Regions from separate parts of the Mus musculus genome. Here region 2 is linked to region 1. The links are chromatin loops, found by intact Hi-C in ENCODE. Cell type or tissue: gastrocnemius. All regions are shown on one strand.

What was found. A loop is a pair of places that touch in the nucleus more often than their neighbours do. Peaks named below come from ENCODE experiments on the same cell type or tissue, not always from the same donor. Only the 100,000 strongest peaks of a DNase experiment are listed, where the experiment ranks them.
Region 2: it touches region 1 in a loop (5-fold over the local background); 18 of 42 quality-filtered maps call a loop at or near these places.

Annotation. Positions count from the first base shown.
Region 1 is chr7:141,521,938-141,529,937 of GRCm38, forward strand. Chid1 (chitinase domain containing 1) reads right to left here. Exons shown (of 13, transcript NM_001142681.2): 4 at 7,632-7,764; 5 at 6,526-6,570; 6 at 5,662-5,768; 7 at 4,495-4,556; 8 at 672-764. Among named protein-coding and RNA genes, the nearest start is that of Chid1, 14 kb to the right of the region's middle. In gastrocnemius, a CTCF peak has its summit at 3,523 (motif pointing left); DNase peaks (open chromatin) are centred at 735, 1,288 and 3,485.
Region 2 is chr7:141,404,520-141,412,519 of GRCm38, forward strand. Gatd1 (glutamine amidotransferase like class 1 domain containing 1) reads right to left here. Exons shown (of 8, transcript NM_172116.4): 2 at 7,279-7,355; 3 at 6,467-6,572; 4 at 6,259-6,366; 5 at 5,327-5,421; 6 at 4,812-4,905; 7 at 4,570-4,681; 8 at 3,665-4,445. The coding sequence ends at 4,439. It also overlaps the pseudogene Gm4535. Among named protein-coding and RNA genes, the nearest start is that of Gatd1, 5.6 kb to the right of the region's middle. In gastrocnemius, no CTCF peak of the experiment used is centred here; DNase peaks (open chromatin) are centred at 4,561 and 6,337; H3K27ac peaks cover 422 bases.

The DNA of each region.
Region 1 (8,000 bases):
CAGAGAGTTTGAAGGCCAAATAGATAGGGCTGCCCTTGGAAGCTTAAACACCAGGAAGATTCCTAGGACTACTACCCAATAGTTCTACCTGCCTTCCATACCTGTTCCTGCCTGCTGTACTCCAGGTCTATCCCTGGGTGACTCTGAGTCTCCTACTTCACAGTATTGTTATTTCTAAGTCAAACACTGGTGATTTCTAAGAGAGGCTCTAGGCAGGGTAGACATGGGAGTCCAAATGCCTTGGCTCCAGTTGTACCTAGGTCATTACATCTTGTCCCAAAGGTTCCAAAAGAGCTGCCTCACATGGCTGGGAATGGGAAAGAGCCAGAGTCTGGAACAAAGGCCCAGATCCCTTCGGTGGCTCCAGTTGGCAGCAGCTTGCCCAGCTATAGTGCAATATGCTATAGGCAATTAAGTATTGATAGCCTAAGAACTGAACTAGGTACCTCAGAGCCCCAGGGACATTAGATAATGAGTCTAAACTTGTGGATTCTCATGATGATGAATTCCTCAGTAGATGTCTATACTGAGGGACAAGATAGGTCAGAACTGTAGGTCAGCTTTCCCCTCCCCTACAACCTTTTTTTTTTTTTTTTGAATGAGGAGCCCATGTTGATAAGAGAGGGTCTGGGCCCTTGACTAACTGTTTTCCACCCTAAGAGTGCACTTACCCCGGCGTGACAGCAGGTGGGATGACCAGAATGACCAGCAGCCTGGCCTGGTGCAGCGCCTCAGCCAAGTGAGTAAGCATGTGAATGAGGCCTCTGTAAGACGCAAGAAGCAAGGTTAGCCCAGAGCACTGTGGCACCCACTGCATCAAGAACATACCAGATGGAGCCCCAGCCTTAGGCCCTGTTGCAGAACTACAAGCCCTTCACAGGGTTTTCTGTACTGCTCTTCGTGTGAATCCATGAGGGAAGCTGAGGGAAAGGAGACTCTGTACCCCAGTTGAGCCTGCCTTTCCTCATACTTGGGGATACCCAGGAAAGTGGTGTTTTCAGGGAACTGAAGGGCCAAGCACTGACCCAGAGAATCCTAGTCACCTTCAAGCTTTGGAATACCACAAAACACTTTGAGCAACATACCAGATAGGGAAGGAAGATGGGGCAGAATACTTGGAGAAGATACTAAGAGAGAGCAGGGGGGCAAGAGATGGGGAAATCAGACAAGGCAGAGAAGACAGCTGGTGGTATACCTCAAGGACAAATGTCAGCTTCTCTCCCCACATGGCCTGGGAGCCCGCCCTCCCCTTCCCCCTCTAGTGGACTGCCCGTAGCATGTTCTACACCAGCTGTTTCCCTGCAGGTGGCCGTCCTAAGGAGTTGGCCCAATGCAACGGCTGTGAGGTCAGGTCTGTTATGTTATGCTCACTCAAGGAGGCTCTGCTACTGCTGTAAAGAAAGTCTTCCCTCCCTATACACCTGGACCTTCAGGAACAGCTCCATCTGCAGACAGGTTGACAAGTCCTACATTTGCTCAGCCAAAGCTGAGTACCCTACTGGCTGCAAGACTTGCCCCTAGTACATCTCTGGGGACAGTCTAGAGTCCTCTCAGTGGCCAGCTCTGGACAGCATTGGCTTCACTCTCCTGATGTGACCCAAATTGAGCTATAACTTTTCAACCTGAGTATCAGGGATTCCAGTGTAACAACTCTAGCAATGAGGGGCTAAAGGGCAGTAAGTCCCAGTTGTCTGTCCTTCTTTGGTCTGGTATACACTTTGCAGGTTGCAGGCAATACATCTCTTGTGCAGGTGAACCAGAAGAATGCTGCCCATGTGCTGAAGTAATGTGGAAAGCCAAGCCCACCAAAGGAAGACCCTTCTGCTGGGCTGCAGGACAGCAGCAGGATGATCTTTTCCCCAGGGCATATGAGACCTAAGGACTCAGAGATGTCTAAGATCATTCCAGGGGCTTTCAGAAGACAAGTACGCGCCTACCTCATTCCTCTCAAGGGCCCACACTACAGCCACTCTAGACATAGGGATTCTATACGAGTACCCCAGACAGAGTTTTAGTGGGACTGGCAGTAGACTTAGCCCATAAAAGACTTAGCCAACAGATCCTGCAGGCAGCATATCTCCAAGCCTGTGCCAAGTAGCCAATGCATGTGACCAGAAGCCACTGGGATGAGACAGCAATGGGGGCAGAGAATATAGGCTCTTGATTAGCAGTCTCTCTTCCACTGAGGGACCAGTATCTTCCAGGGACAAGGTTACACAAGGTTACCCAAAAAAATCTACTGTTTCCAGCAGCCATCACTTCCCTGCCACTGCTGCCATCCACATTTTAGAGAGGTTACTACTACAAGACCTGTGGTGTTTGCTGGGATGAGCCCAGTAAATGGAATTTATCCTGAATAAGGCTGGCTAAAGCCCTGAAGAAGAGCCTTTGATGGGGAGCCCAAGCAGACCAGGATATTTGGCGGGACCTGCTCTCATAGGACCCTAAGACCAGGAGGCCCTAAAGGCTGCCTGCATAGCATCTCCTACCATGACTAGCAGCTTCTGCCTAAGGGCAAATATTTCGACATGGCAATCTGAAGAAAAGTCCCGAGAGATGAGTCACAGTCCCTCGACACATCCACTACACTCTGGGAAAGCTGGAGAAAAGGCTGTCTCCTGAAACCAAGAGTCATGGGCCCTACCATCACCTTAGACTAAGGGTAAACATGTATGTGTCAAACATGTGACTTAGCTCTTCAAATCCACACAGATACTTACAATATTGAGAGGCAGGGAACGGCAACCAGAGCAGTGCTCTCCTTCTATATTTCTATTGTGTCTTACAGCAACCAGGCTCCTCCTGGGGCAGTGTCCAAAGGAATCATAAACTAGATGGACTTTGGGGCTCAGGAGCCTGGCCACTACCTATGCCTCAGTCCCATTCCTGCTCTGCAAAGAGCTCTGCACTGTTCCCTGAGCACAAAGGTTCATGGAGGCTGCTCCTACTGCCACGTCTCCTACTGCAGGCTCTTGAGCCTCCCACCCCTAGACCTCCCCATCTGATATTAATGATCCGTTGGGAGCCTAGACACAATGCAGCTGTGTCTCGCTGCCTACTTAATGTGCTGAAACACAAATAAATTATAGCAAATCTCTGATTAATAGATCTGTAGTCTCCAGAATTAAAAGAAAGGATGTCTGGCAGCACAGTCAGCTTTGGTGGGCCCTCTGCCCAGCAAGGACACAAAGCTGGGTCTGGAGATATAACATGGCTAAGAGTCTGGGGCAGTCTCTGGCCTAACTCACAGACCAGAGCTGTGGTCCTTTCAGGGGTATTGCAGGCAGAAGATTCCCTACTAACTCACGGGCACACTTCTCCCCTGTTGTGGCCTCTGATTGGGGTCTTTCATCAAGGGCAAGGCCCAGGCACACCTGGCACTAGGTACACCCTCTGGCTCCCAGAATGAACATCCCTTCATCAAATGACTTCCTCATTCCCACCCCTACAGTGAGTGCACCAGAACCTCCTTCACAGGCTACAAGAGATTCGTGTGGGGATGCTGCCTCCAAGTGGACAGAGTTGAGGCCTACAGTCTCTGCAAATAGCAAAGTCTCTAAGGGTAACAAAGGGGAAGGAGGAACCTCTGAGACAGTAAATGACAGGAGAATTGGCGGAGCCAATTCTGAGCTGTGGCTAAAAAAGAACAAACAAACTCCTTTATGCAAGAAAAGGAGATGGAGCTGATTCCAGAGCCTCTACTATCCGAAACATCTGCTATGAACTGTGTAAACCTCTACTGAGGGTGTACCCAGACAGCGTCAGTCCTATGCAGGGAAAAATGTTTTTGTGTCACCTTCTCTAGGGTAGAACTCCCAATGTGGCAGAGGTCCCTGCTTCAGGACCCTGAGCTAAAGATCAGGAAGGCTCATTCCTCAGCAGCCAGCCTTAGGCTGTGTGAGCTGCTGGCACTTTGCACAAGTCCCTCCTTCCTGGTCTCACTCCTGTGAGTCTCAGATGCGTTGGCTGCTGGCTGGGACGGTGGCAGCAAGGAGACATGAGGCCTTCTGCGGCCTCCTCCCAGCAGACTGCTCATATGCACTTGGACATTCCTTCCCCGGGAAACATTGTGACCATCACACCCCAGGTGTTGGCCACACTCAATCAGCCTCTTTTTAATGTCCCAGGAAGTCTCCTTTGTGCTCAGTGAGGAAATCTACTTGGGTTTAAGCTGATCATCTATAGCGTAGACCCAGCCACCCTTCTCTCATTCAGTCCTCCTGGGTGAGGATCCCCCATTTCCTTTAGCCATCCTAGAGGGACCTCCAGACTAGCACAGTGATGTGGTCAGGACAAGCTGTCTGCCCTGTGGCTATTCATGGCTTCTCTGGGTAGGCCTCCACCTTTTATAGGGTCCCATCTCCAACCCAGAGCCCAGAGGCTGGGGAAGGAAGGCCTTTCCAGGCAGATTCTCTCTCCCTTGGTTCTTCCTCTGGCTTCTCCAAACATAGGGGCCAGAAAGAGAACTAAGCAGCTGCCCACATCCCCACTCACACATGTTTCTGGCTCAGCAACTGGCTCCAGACCTCCACCACAAAACCGTCAAAATGCTGGTTCTGAAAGAAATGGGCAGGTGAGGAGAAATGGGAATCTAGGAGGATTGGGCAAGACAGAAGAGGCGGCACTGGCTCGGCACATGGCAAAGTAGCCCAGTCACTTATGAGGCAAGACTCCAGTCTGCACTAGTTCTTCTGAAGTAGGCAGCAGGGGGAGGGGGTATGCCATAGCAGCCAGAGGGCAGAGGTGCTCAGTTGCCCACACTTCTCCACCCCTGCAGTAGCCCAGGCATCCTGATGGCCAGCAGGGATGGTCTCACCTCTGGAAGTTATAGAGTTTTAGCCAAAGGAAGTTTTCTGGCCCCAGAGATAAAAACTTTCCCACCTCTGGAACTCCCAAAGCTACCAGCAAGAGGTGGTACAGCCTGAGTGGGGTTTATGCTATCCACCCTGGAAGACATGGTTTGAATAAGAAGATACCCAAGAAAAAAGTCAAGCAAGAGGAGCCAGGTCATAGTACCTGTAATCTCAGCACTTGGGAGGTAGAGGCTGGTGGGTCAGAAGTTCAAGTCTAGCCTCAGCTACATAATAAATTCAGACATCAATCTGGGTATTGTGAGATTGTGTCTCAAAAAAAATTTAAATAAAAAAAGCCACCGAGATAGCTTAGTAGGTAAGGGGGCTTTCTGCCAAGTTTGAAAACCTGAGTTTGATTCCTGGAATTCCCATGGTAGGAAAGGATAACTCCAGCAAGCTGTCCTCTGCCCTCTACACACATGTTACATCATTTCCTCCTCTACACACATGCACACAAAAATAATGTTAAAGAAAAAAGAGGAGAAGCCAGGCAGTGGTGGCACACACTTTTAGTCCCAGCACTCTGAGGGCAAAGGCAGGTGGATCTCAATGAGTTTGAAGCCGTCCTGGTCTACAGAGCGAGTTCTAGGACAGCCAAGGCTACACAGAGAAAACTTGTCTTGAAAAAGAAACAAATGAAGGCTGCAGGTGGGGACCTTTGGGAGCCTGAGTCAGAGAAGAAAGCAAAGCAAGACAAGGAGGAAAGTTGGGAGTAGACTGTACAGCCTGTCTGAGGAGAGGGGGTCTGGTGGCTGGTGCTCCAAGCTCTGTCTGAGCCTTGAGGTCCTCAGGAGCACACAGGTCTCACCTTTGCCACCTGTGCCACAGTCTTGCTGAGCTCTTCTATCTCATCCTCACTGTCTAAGACGTTTCGGAAATCATCATAAGTCCAGTCTTCAAACAGAAGTCGAGGCACTGATGGCAGGAGAGAACACACAGAAAGATCATGGCTTGTCTGCATGAGCAGGGACCAGCAGGGAGGCCACCGAGGCAGTCATGGATCTATTCAGTGCAGACATTCTATACCCACACAGCCTAGCAGAAGGAAGGAAGGAATAAGGAGACACTAACTTGTCAAATATCCCTAGGGCCCAGATTTTGGGAAAATGGCTGGGCTAGACCCCCAGTTCATCTGGATCTTTGCTGCTACTACCTTGTCTATCTCAATCTGACCTGATGGCTTCCACTCCTGTACCACAAGGGTGGAATGATAGGTCCTCTCTTGTCGTTGCTTTTGAGCCTCCAGTAGCTTCCCCTGAGCTCCATAGGCTCCTCTGTTGCCCTCAGGTTCCTGCTGTCCCTTGGGAAATTTTTCCTTCCCATACCAGCTATGAGCCTCAGAGGCACAGGCAGGGTAGGGGCAACATCACCCTCAGGTCCAGCCTAGGGGGGTCTGGCACCAGGAAACTCGGTAACGCTTGCAAGACAGGAAGAAAGAAGGAAAAGGGAGCAGTATGCAGGAAAACCACCAGCCACGGAGGGAGGTGTTGGTGACCAAGTTCAACTGACTGCTCAGAGCATTCAGGGGAGAGATATACCCTCAAGTAGCACATCTGAGATTGGAAGGAACATGCAAGGACCTAGGGTACCTGTCTACCCACAGCAAAGTTGTACATCTACACGGTATGGCTACGGCTGCTCTTCTGACCATCCCCAGGCCCGCTGAACTCACCTATGCGCACACCTTTGGCATGCTTCTTGACAGCTCGCATCCACCCTGTCAGAGATGAAAGGGACAGTCAGTAGAGGGCATATGTCCAGACCATTCCTCACTCCTCTCCTGGCCCAGGGCGACCTTGCAGTCATTCCTATCCCCCTTCCACTCTATATTCCACTCCCTCTTCCTGTCCTGGTCCCTTCTCCCATCAGCTTTCCCAGATCTTCACAGCATCGGGAAAGAACACTCCTGGTCTCAGAACTCTAAACCCAGTCAACCCTGTTAATTCTGTCAGAGGCCAAATATGGTTCAGCCCTGTAGCTTATCTAGTCCCAGTGTGTGTCATCAGTGACGTGCCCTGACCCAGCCTATTTTCTTCTTTGGACACCAAATGCAGAGCACCAGGGAAGAGAGAAAAGGGAGAGCCGACCAGTCACTGCCCAGATGCACAAGTCTCTCGGAGCCTGCCTGCCTTCCACTCACACGCAGCCCTGACATTAAAGAGAAGGAACGTTGAACAGCTCCTGGCACTAGAGACAGAAAAGAAAGGAGACGGCACCAATCCCCAGTGCCCTTCAATCTGTCATCCCTAGGACAGTATCTTACCCCCTGTAGCTGACCAGCCTTGCAGACTTCACGGTGGTGACTGCCCCAGGGACTGTCTTTACCTGGCAGGCCATTCTTCACACTCTGTACACCTAGATCCACTCTGAGCCCAGCGGTGTGGTGTGAGACAGCAAACTACATGTCTATCATATTCACACTCAGTTACAAACCTAGTCACACGTGATATCTCTCACCATCACACCCCTACAATCATATCCAGAGTCACACACAGACAGACCTTGATCTTGTAATTAATTCTACTGCTACAGCCTCCTGAGCAGCAGAGATTACAGGCCTATTAACAGAGTCACAATTGATATATTTATATACATTCACACTGCTACTCATTAGTCATAATACACAACCTGGCTAGCTGTGGTGGCTCACACCTTTAATGTCAGCACTTGGGAGAAGGCAGACAGACAGACACACACACACACACAGACACAAAGACACACTCACACTACCATATTCAGCCCTCAGGGGGCGTATAGATAAAAAGGAAGTGGAAAAACCTTGGTCCACATCATGGAGGCCTGTAATTTCAAACATCTCACGACCACGTCTCTTCAGTTGCAACCAGACTGGTGAGATCTGTGTGAACTTGCTCCCAAAGACCTTGGCAACATCGTAGCCATGGCTGTTCCACTGGCAGAGGAAGGAGAGGGCAGACAGAGAACAAGTAAATACATGTCACCTGCACTGCTGTGATGCTGTCACCTGATGCTCTGGACATGCCCAGGACAGTCGTCAGTATCACAGTGCTGGACTTGAGCTGCCACCAGTCCCCTGCCTGGGCTTCCCTCTTCCACTCTGCAGTCCACTGCCTGGGATCGGGGCTGATGTCCCTTCTCCAGGGTTCTACAAGCCCCCACCATGAACTA
Region 2 (8,000 bases), 120 kb before region 1:
CCATGGTTCAAACTCTAGTGGGGTGCTTTCACTGGCTGAGCCAATTGGCCAGCCCCTTTTCATCTTTTTTAAAAATTTTTTATTTATTTATATTATGGATATGATTGCTGTATCTGCATGTACACCTGCATGCCAGAAGAGGGAGGGCATCAGACCCCATACAGATGGTTGTGAGCCACCATGTGGTTGCTGGGAATTGAACTCAGGACCTCTGGTAGAGCAGCCAATGCTTTTAACCACTGAGCCATCGCTCCAGCCCTCATCTTTTGTAAGAATTATTTTATGTGAGCACACTGTAACTATCTTCAGACGCACCAGAAGAGGTCATCAAATTCTGTTACAGATGGCTGTGAGCCACCATGTGGTTGCTGGAAATTGAACTCAGGACCTCTGAAAGAGCAGTCCATGTTAACTGCTGAGCCATCTCTCCAGCCCCACCTCCCTTTTCATCCTTTATTGTAATTCTGCCGTCCACATCTGTGTAAGGTTTCATCTCTTGAGCTGTTGTTCTACTCAGCTGCTACTTTTCCAGGGTTTTCATTTTCTCCAGCCTGCTGTCCCCTCCTCCTAGGCCCTGGAGCAAAGCCTGATACTATCAGAGCCCACCTCACCTGCTACAGCCATGGGAAGTCTTAGTATAGACTGTGAAGCTTAGGTGGGCATTGGTGGCCCATGCCTTTAATCCCAGCAGTCCTGAGGCAGAAGTGTGTGGGTCTTCAAGTTTGAGGGCAGCTGCCTAGTCCACAAAAAAGAGTAGCCAGGCCAGGCATGGTGGTGCACGCCTTTAATCCCAGCACTCAGGAGGCAGAGGCAGGCGGATTTCTGAGTTCGAGGCCAGCCTGATCTACAAAGTAAGCTCCAGGACAGCCAGGGCTATACAAGAAACCCTGTCTCGAAAAACCAAAAAAAAAAAAAAAAAAGAGTAGCCAGGCAGGGCTACATAGAGAAACTGTCTCAACAAACAAGATACGAAGTTCATGTAGAACCAGCCAATTAGAAACTCTCAAACCCCATCAGCATGGTATCACCTCCCCATTGTCTGAAGCTGTCTAAGTAACGCTAAAACCTTGGCTCCAAAGTAATGGTGTTAAGTGGGACTTGAGCTTCGTGAAACCATCAGCAACCTCTGAAGAGGTTCCAGAGAGCACTTACCCCTTCCCACCGGGTAAGAAGCAAAGAGGTCTGAGCCAGGAAGCCCTTACCAGCCACATCTGCCACTATGACCTGGGGCTTAAAGCTTCAGGAAGTATGCTGAATATATTTGTTGTTTACAGACCATTCAGCCTGTCTGAGTCAGCCAAGTCTAGGGCACAGCCTCAGATTTTTAAGGTTTTGTCCAGAAATACCCATCATTCCATGGTGTTCATGGCAGATGGGAGCAGTGCAAGGCCAGGAGGAATCCAGAAACAGGTGGGCTCTCCTGTTTCTTCCTTCCACATTTATTAAACGTTATTAACCACCAAAAGGGGTCTCTGGTGCTTGGGATATGCAAAGGTAAGTGGAGATGGAGGGTGAGAGGCTCAAGTTACTTGTGTCTATCCCAGGGCTAGAAGGCTGCTCACCAGAATCTACAGGCCAGGCCAGGTGCCCCAGGATTGACAGCAAACAGCCATGTCCAGAAGGGAGATAGCCATATCAGTTCCTTGGCCAAAGCCTGTCCAGGGCCTGGGAGACAGGACTCGTGGCTACCCTGCTCCACATGGCTGAAGCCCACCTGTGGCCACTCCTGCTAGGAGTAGATGAAATACTTGGGCTGAGGCTTCTGTAGGCCAGAGGCCACTGGACAGACTGTGGGGTAACACCAGTTTAAGGATCTCAAGGTGTGACTGACGCTAATGTTTTTTCCATGCCATATGGAACAGAGTGACATCACGGTGTCTACTTCAAGGGCTCAGGACTATACCAGGCTGAGCTGACACTTCTATTACATTCGAAACCACAGGCCAGCAATAGTTAAACAAGGGCAGACTTTCTCAGCAAGAATTCTGCCTCTTGATTGCTTAGTAGGACGGGAGGAGGTAGTGGGTGCTCCGGGAACACCAGGGGAAATGATGTCTCAAAGGCTCATGTAGGTTTCTTTAAAACCTCGCTAATGTCCAGACTCAAGTACTAGATCTATGGAGCCCACCAGAAACTGTCCACTGTTCGGAGGCGCCTTCTCCGCCATCCTCCCTACAGGGGCCATTGATGTGAGTGACCTCCGACCGGTGCCAGACAACCAAGAAGTTTTCTGCCATCCTGTGACCAACCAGAGTCTGATCATAGAACTTCTGGAGCTGCAGGCCCACGTGCAGGGCGAAGCGGCTGCGCGGTACCATTTTGAGGACGTTGGCCGGGTGCAGGGGGCTAGGGCTGTGCACGTGCTATCTGTACAGCCTCTCTGTTTGGAGAACTTATCCCTGAGAGGCTGCTGTCAGGATGCCTGGTCCCTTTCTGGCAAGCAGCAGGTAGCTAAAGAAAACCAGCAGGTAGCAAAGGATGTCACACTGCATCAGGCCTTGCTGCGGCTGCCCCGGTATCAGACTGATCTTTTGCTCACCTTCAATCAGCCCCCGTGTCACAGCAGGTCTCTTGGCCCTGAAAATCTGTCATGTCCACCTTGGAGCCTGAGTAACTTTGAACAGCCGCTAACTAGTTTGACTCTTCATGATCCCAACCTCTTTGGTCCCCAGTAAAGATCGTTGAGACACAACGTGCTACTGAGGACTCGGGGACCCAGTTCTGAGAGGGGGAGTTTCTTTCTGCTTCTTCCCTGGATGTAAACATAAGATACTTTCTCTGCAGAAATAAACTTGCTTTATGAAGAAAAAAAAAAAAAAAAAAAAAAAGAATTCTGCCTCTTTAGGGATAGGATAACATACACTGTTCACCTTTAAAAAGAGTCCTGAGCCGGGTGTGGTGGTTCACGCCTTTAATCCCAGCATTTGGGAGGCAGAGGCAGGTGAATTTCTGAGTTTGAGGCCAGCCTGGTCTACAGAGTGAGTTCCAGGACAGCCAGGACTACACAAAGAAACCGTGTCTCAAAAAAACAAAAACGGGTTGGAGAGATGGCTCAGCGGTTAAGAGCACTGACTGCTCTTCCAGAGGTCCTGAGTTCAATTCCCAGCAACCACATGGTGGCTCACAACCAATGGGATCCGATGCCCTCTTCTGGTGTGTCTGAAGACAGCGACAGTGTACTCACTGTGGGAAGCCACATGTGCCGTTGCAGAGTGGTGCTGGCTACTGCTGGCCACCACGCATAAGTTTGGACAAACAACCAATGTGTACATATGCAGTAAAGCTTTTTGCCAAGTCACTGCCTGGCCCGAGCATGTTAATGAGGTACTGAGAATATAACCAATCAGATGTGAGACATGCAAATGAGGTATGTTAATGAGGTTCTGTAAGGTACTGAGTAGCCAATCAGATGAGGAACATGCAAATGAGGCATAGTGCATAACCAATCCGGGTGTGAGACACGCCTTTCCTAGGCCTATATAAGCAGCACCAGTTCTGGGCTCAGGGTCTCTTCGCCTCTGCAATCAAGCTCTCCCAATAAATGTGTGCAGAAGGATCCTGTTGCAGCGTAGTTCTTGATGGTCGAGTCAGGCGCACGCAAGAACTCACATACATAAAATAAGTAAGTCTTCTTTAAAAAAAAAAAACAAACAACAACAAAAATGAGTTCACAGCCAGGTGATGGCACATGCCTTTAATCACAGCCTACGGGAGGCAGAGGCAGAGGCCGGTGGATCTCTGAGGTCCAGGCCAGCCTGGTCTACAGAGTGAGTTTTAGGACAGGCAAGGCCACAGAGAAACCCTGTCTCAAAAAAGGGGGAGGGGATAGGGGAGGCTGGAGAGATGGCTCAATGGTTAAGAGCACTGACTGCTCTTCCAGAAGACCTGGGTTCAATTTTGAGCACCCAAGCGGCAGCTCACAACTGTCTGTACCTCTAGTTCCAGGGTATCCAACACCCTCATAAAGACATATGCTCAAACAAAACACCATTGCATAGGAAATATAAAAATAAACAAGTTTTTTAAAAAAAAAAAAAAAAAAGGAAAGACGAGAAAGGAAGTTCATAGCAAGCTCCAGCCTGTGGTCCATCCACACGATTCCCATGAACAGTGGAAGGGACAGAAATAGCCGAAAGCCCACAGAAGAGTAACGCCCCATCCTGAGACCCCACAGCTGACTACATCCCGTGGGCAATTCTTCTTGGAATCGTCAATCTGGAGTTCTCAGGGACTGCCTGGCCAGCCAAGACACTGTGCTGGGATGGAGGAAAGGGTGCCTAGTCTACATTAGGACTGACAGTCCACAAGTATTAATCCCTGGAGGCTTCCAGCATTCCACAAGGTCCTGATGGAGGCTTGAGTGTCCCATCGAGTGTCAGTACAGGAGACCATGGTGAGTTCAGTCCTTGTCTCTAGGCCACCAGGACTGCATCCAAGCTTACTTCCTATAGGATGAATACATGGTCCAGGCTCAGCACCAGCAGACAGAGTGTCACAGACAAAACTGTCCAGCAGAGGGAGCCAGTCACAAAGCGGGAACCCGCCCAAACCCTTGCCCGGGAGCCTCACCGGCTGCCGCAGAGGAAGAGCAGGTTCTGGACAGCAGGAACTGTGGAGTTAGCGTTCTGGCCAGTGACCAGATGGCGGTCCAGCACCACGTGCACAGCGTCGGGCTCACTGGCTAAGGCAAAAGGCACAAGCCTTAGGCACACAAAGACCAGGCCCAGACCCACTCCCACCCATTAGGGATCTGTGAACACACAGCAAGTAGCCTCGCCCATCTAAGTGAAGGGGCACCAACTTGAACTCACCACTGAAGCCAGCACCAGAGTCCTTCACAAAGTCCTCAACGATCAATGGTAGGCGGGCAAAGCCAGGTGCTCTGATGAGCTCGTACACTGAAGGCTGCAAGGGCAGGGCCTGTGTCAGACCAGCTAGTGGCTTTACCCAGTCCAATGCCCTACTGCCCAAAGGACCAACCCCAGGGACCAGGCAGATCAAATCCGCAGGGGGAGATGGGGTAAAGGCAAAGCTGACATCTTTTAGGGACTAAGCCACTACGGCATCAAGGTATATGTGACCAAAATGAGATGGGCAGGTATCCTCGTATCCTCTGGAAGGATTCCCTTGGAGGGTCCCATGATGTCCAGGTAAGGGGCTGAGGTTCCAGGATGTGTTTGCCTTCTTACACTTAGCACACATCACCCAGGCAAGGAGAGAACTGTTGTAGCAGCATAGGGAATGACAGGTCACAGTGCAGGCAGGAAGCTCCTCCTGGGTCAGGTAGGGGTAAGGAAGGATGCTGGCTTGTGCACGAGGTACTCACCCCTGTCAGACTGTAGCCCTGGAACACCCAGGACCTATCTTCATTGGTAGCACAGCACAGGGCAGCAACACCATGGCCAATGGCGCAGATGGGTTCTAAAAGCAGCAAAATAGTCTAAGGCCTTGGATGCTATCCTGGGTAGGGTCCCCTCCCAAGTGTCCCCTCACCCAAGGTTGATGTCTCAAGACTAACCTAGAGCCCATACTGCCTGAGCTTTGAGACATGTGCAAGCATGCAGAACTCCCAGTCTATGTACCAGCCACTGCTTCCAACTGCAGAGAAGCTATTGGGGGCTGTCCTCCCAGGGGGACATCCTGCTCTGCAATGAGGCTACCCTGGCTTTCCCCCAATGGCAAGTTAATGGCCAGTGCGTTCCCATTGCCGAGGTGACTGGGAACAAATGCTGCCTGTCTCAGCCTAGAAATCCAGCTCTCACCAACAAAGGACACCATGTGGAGCCTATCTGCATGCTACTCTCTTATGAGCATCCTGTCCCAGCCTACAGGTGTGCTTATCACAACAGATGTTGCCCACTCCAATCAGGAATCCAGACAGCATCCTGACTAGCCTACCATGGAGAAAGCTAAGAGGCCATGGTCACCAGCCCTCTCAGCCTGAAAAGGCCCACAGCACACTGACTGACAGTACACACAGTATATTTAGTGGGATCCCTCTGTTGTGCACATGATCTCAGAGCAAACTTATCTGTGTGTAGTCAGAGCCGCTGCAGCTCCCCACTCCCATCTGATGGGCTGATGAATCACCAGGCATGCCCAGTCCTGAACACGAAACCCTGTACCCAATATCCACTCCATCTCCCCCTTCCAAGCCTATATAGTCTAGTTCCCTGTCATCCACTGTTGTGGTTGTTCCCTCCTCCTTCCCACCCAGTGTCTGCCTGTCAGCCTATCCTGCAGTTTCTTGTCACCCACTGCTCTCAGAGCGGAAGTGCTGCAGTATTCGAGCCAGGGACCCACTGCTGGCAAGATCTGTCAGGGCGCCAGGACAGCTGGGAATCAGGAGGGCATGGTACCGGGCACCTAGGGGGAAAACACAGGTCAAATAAGGGCACCGCCAGGACACAGTCCTCCACAGGGATCCGCTGTCCAGAAGCCACCACAGACCTCATTTCCAACCTACCATCTATGGACTCAAGCTTAGCAGGACTGGCGTATGCCTTGAGGCGGAAGTCTTGTACCCATCGGGCATTGCTCTCAGTCACATCCACAAAGTCAATGGCCTTTCCCTACAGAAGCAGGGTTAACACTGGTATCTCCCCCACATTTGGATGGCAGAAAACTCAGAAAGGCTAACAGACTTAAAAACAGCCCAGGGCACAAACACCCTCTTAAATAGCACTTTTACTGGCTGGCCCAAGCAGGAAGCCTCCAGTGGCTATGGAGAGAGAAAGATCAAGTACAAAAAAGGCCCAGAGAGCCAAACCCCCAGTGTGTGGAGCCCAGTGCTACTCAATACTGAGGTCTTTCTATACCCTGCTCTCCCTTGGTCTCCAGTCTCCTACTTATAAAGTAGCAACAACTGTCCACCCAGCTCATGACTTCAAAACACTCAAAGTCACAAATACACAATACACACTTGCCGTGACCCATTTATACCGTATGTCCCCAGGATACATGCAAGAATCAATAATCTCTCCTATTAGGAGCCAAGTGTGTAGGACCCACACACTAGGGTCAAGCCTTATCTTTCACTTAAAGATGGCCTGCAAAAGTGCAAGCCACAATGGAAAAAAATTTTTTTTCCCTGAAGATGGGTAGTCAGAGTCAGGGAACTGGGATGGTGGCTTAAGGATGCCTCCAAGACTGGCTGTAGATCCCCTTACCTGAAGGTAGCTCCCTCCTGGCCCTATCAGCTACAGAGGGCTCTCTACACTCTCCTAGCCTCAACTCAGAAAGGAGAACAGCTCACCCTAGAGAAGGGTGACTACTCACCCCTGGGGTGGCCACCTGTAGGTTGAAGGCAGCACTGGCCAGTGTGAAACAGTGGACGAAGGACTGGGCTGACACACCTGCAAAAGAGGGGTCCAGAAAAGTGAGGGCATGATAGGGCCAGCTGTCTCATCCCTATTCATAGACTGCTCCAGTGCTCCTGGGGCCATCCTGGTCCCAGAACCTGCCTTAGGGGCAGTCCATTTTACCCACCCCAGGGCCTACTCCCTGGGGGCAGGACAGCAGCCCTTCAGGTTCAGGAATACATAACTGAGAAGACCTGCTCAGAGGTCCACAGCAAGTCTATTATTTTACCCAGCTTTGGTCACTGGACCCTGAAAGACCTGCAGGTGCTCCAGTGGTTCTGAAACCTCCCTGGACAGGCTCTCCACTTGACCTAATAACTCTACCTTCAGGCCCCCAGGTCACCTTAACTGTCCACCAACACCATTACACCCTTGGCTGCATCCTACCCTTTCCCACTATAGGTACTTCCAAACAGGTAAATGTCTGGTGCATCCCCTTAGAGATCCACCAGGATCCAAGGTCCCCATAACCTGGGAAGAGCAGCAGTGAACATGTCACAGAGGTAAACGCAGCAGGAGAGGAGAGTGGTGTCTGGGGCACTCCCACACCCAGGACATGGGTAAGATTCTGCCCCACCATGGTATTCTCAGCCCTCTTCTGCCCATCAAAAGTGGCACACACCTTTAATCCCAGCACTC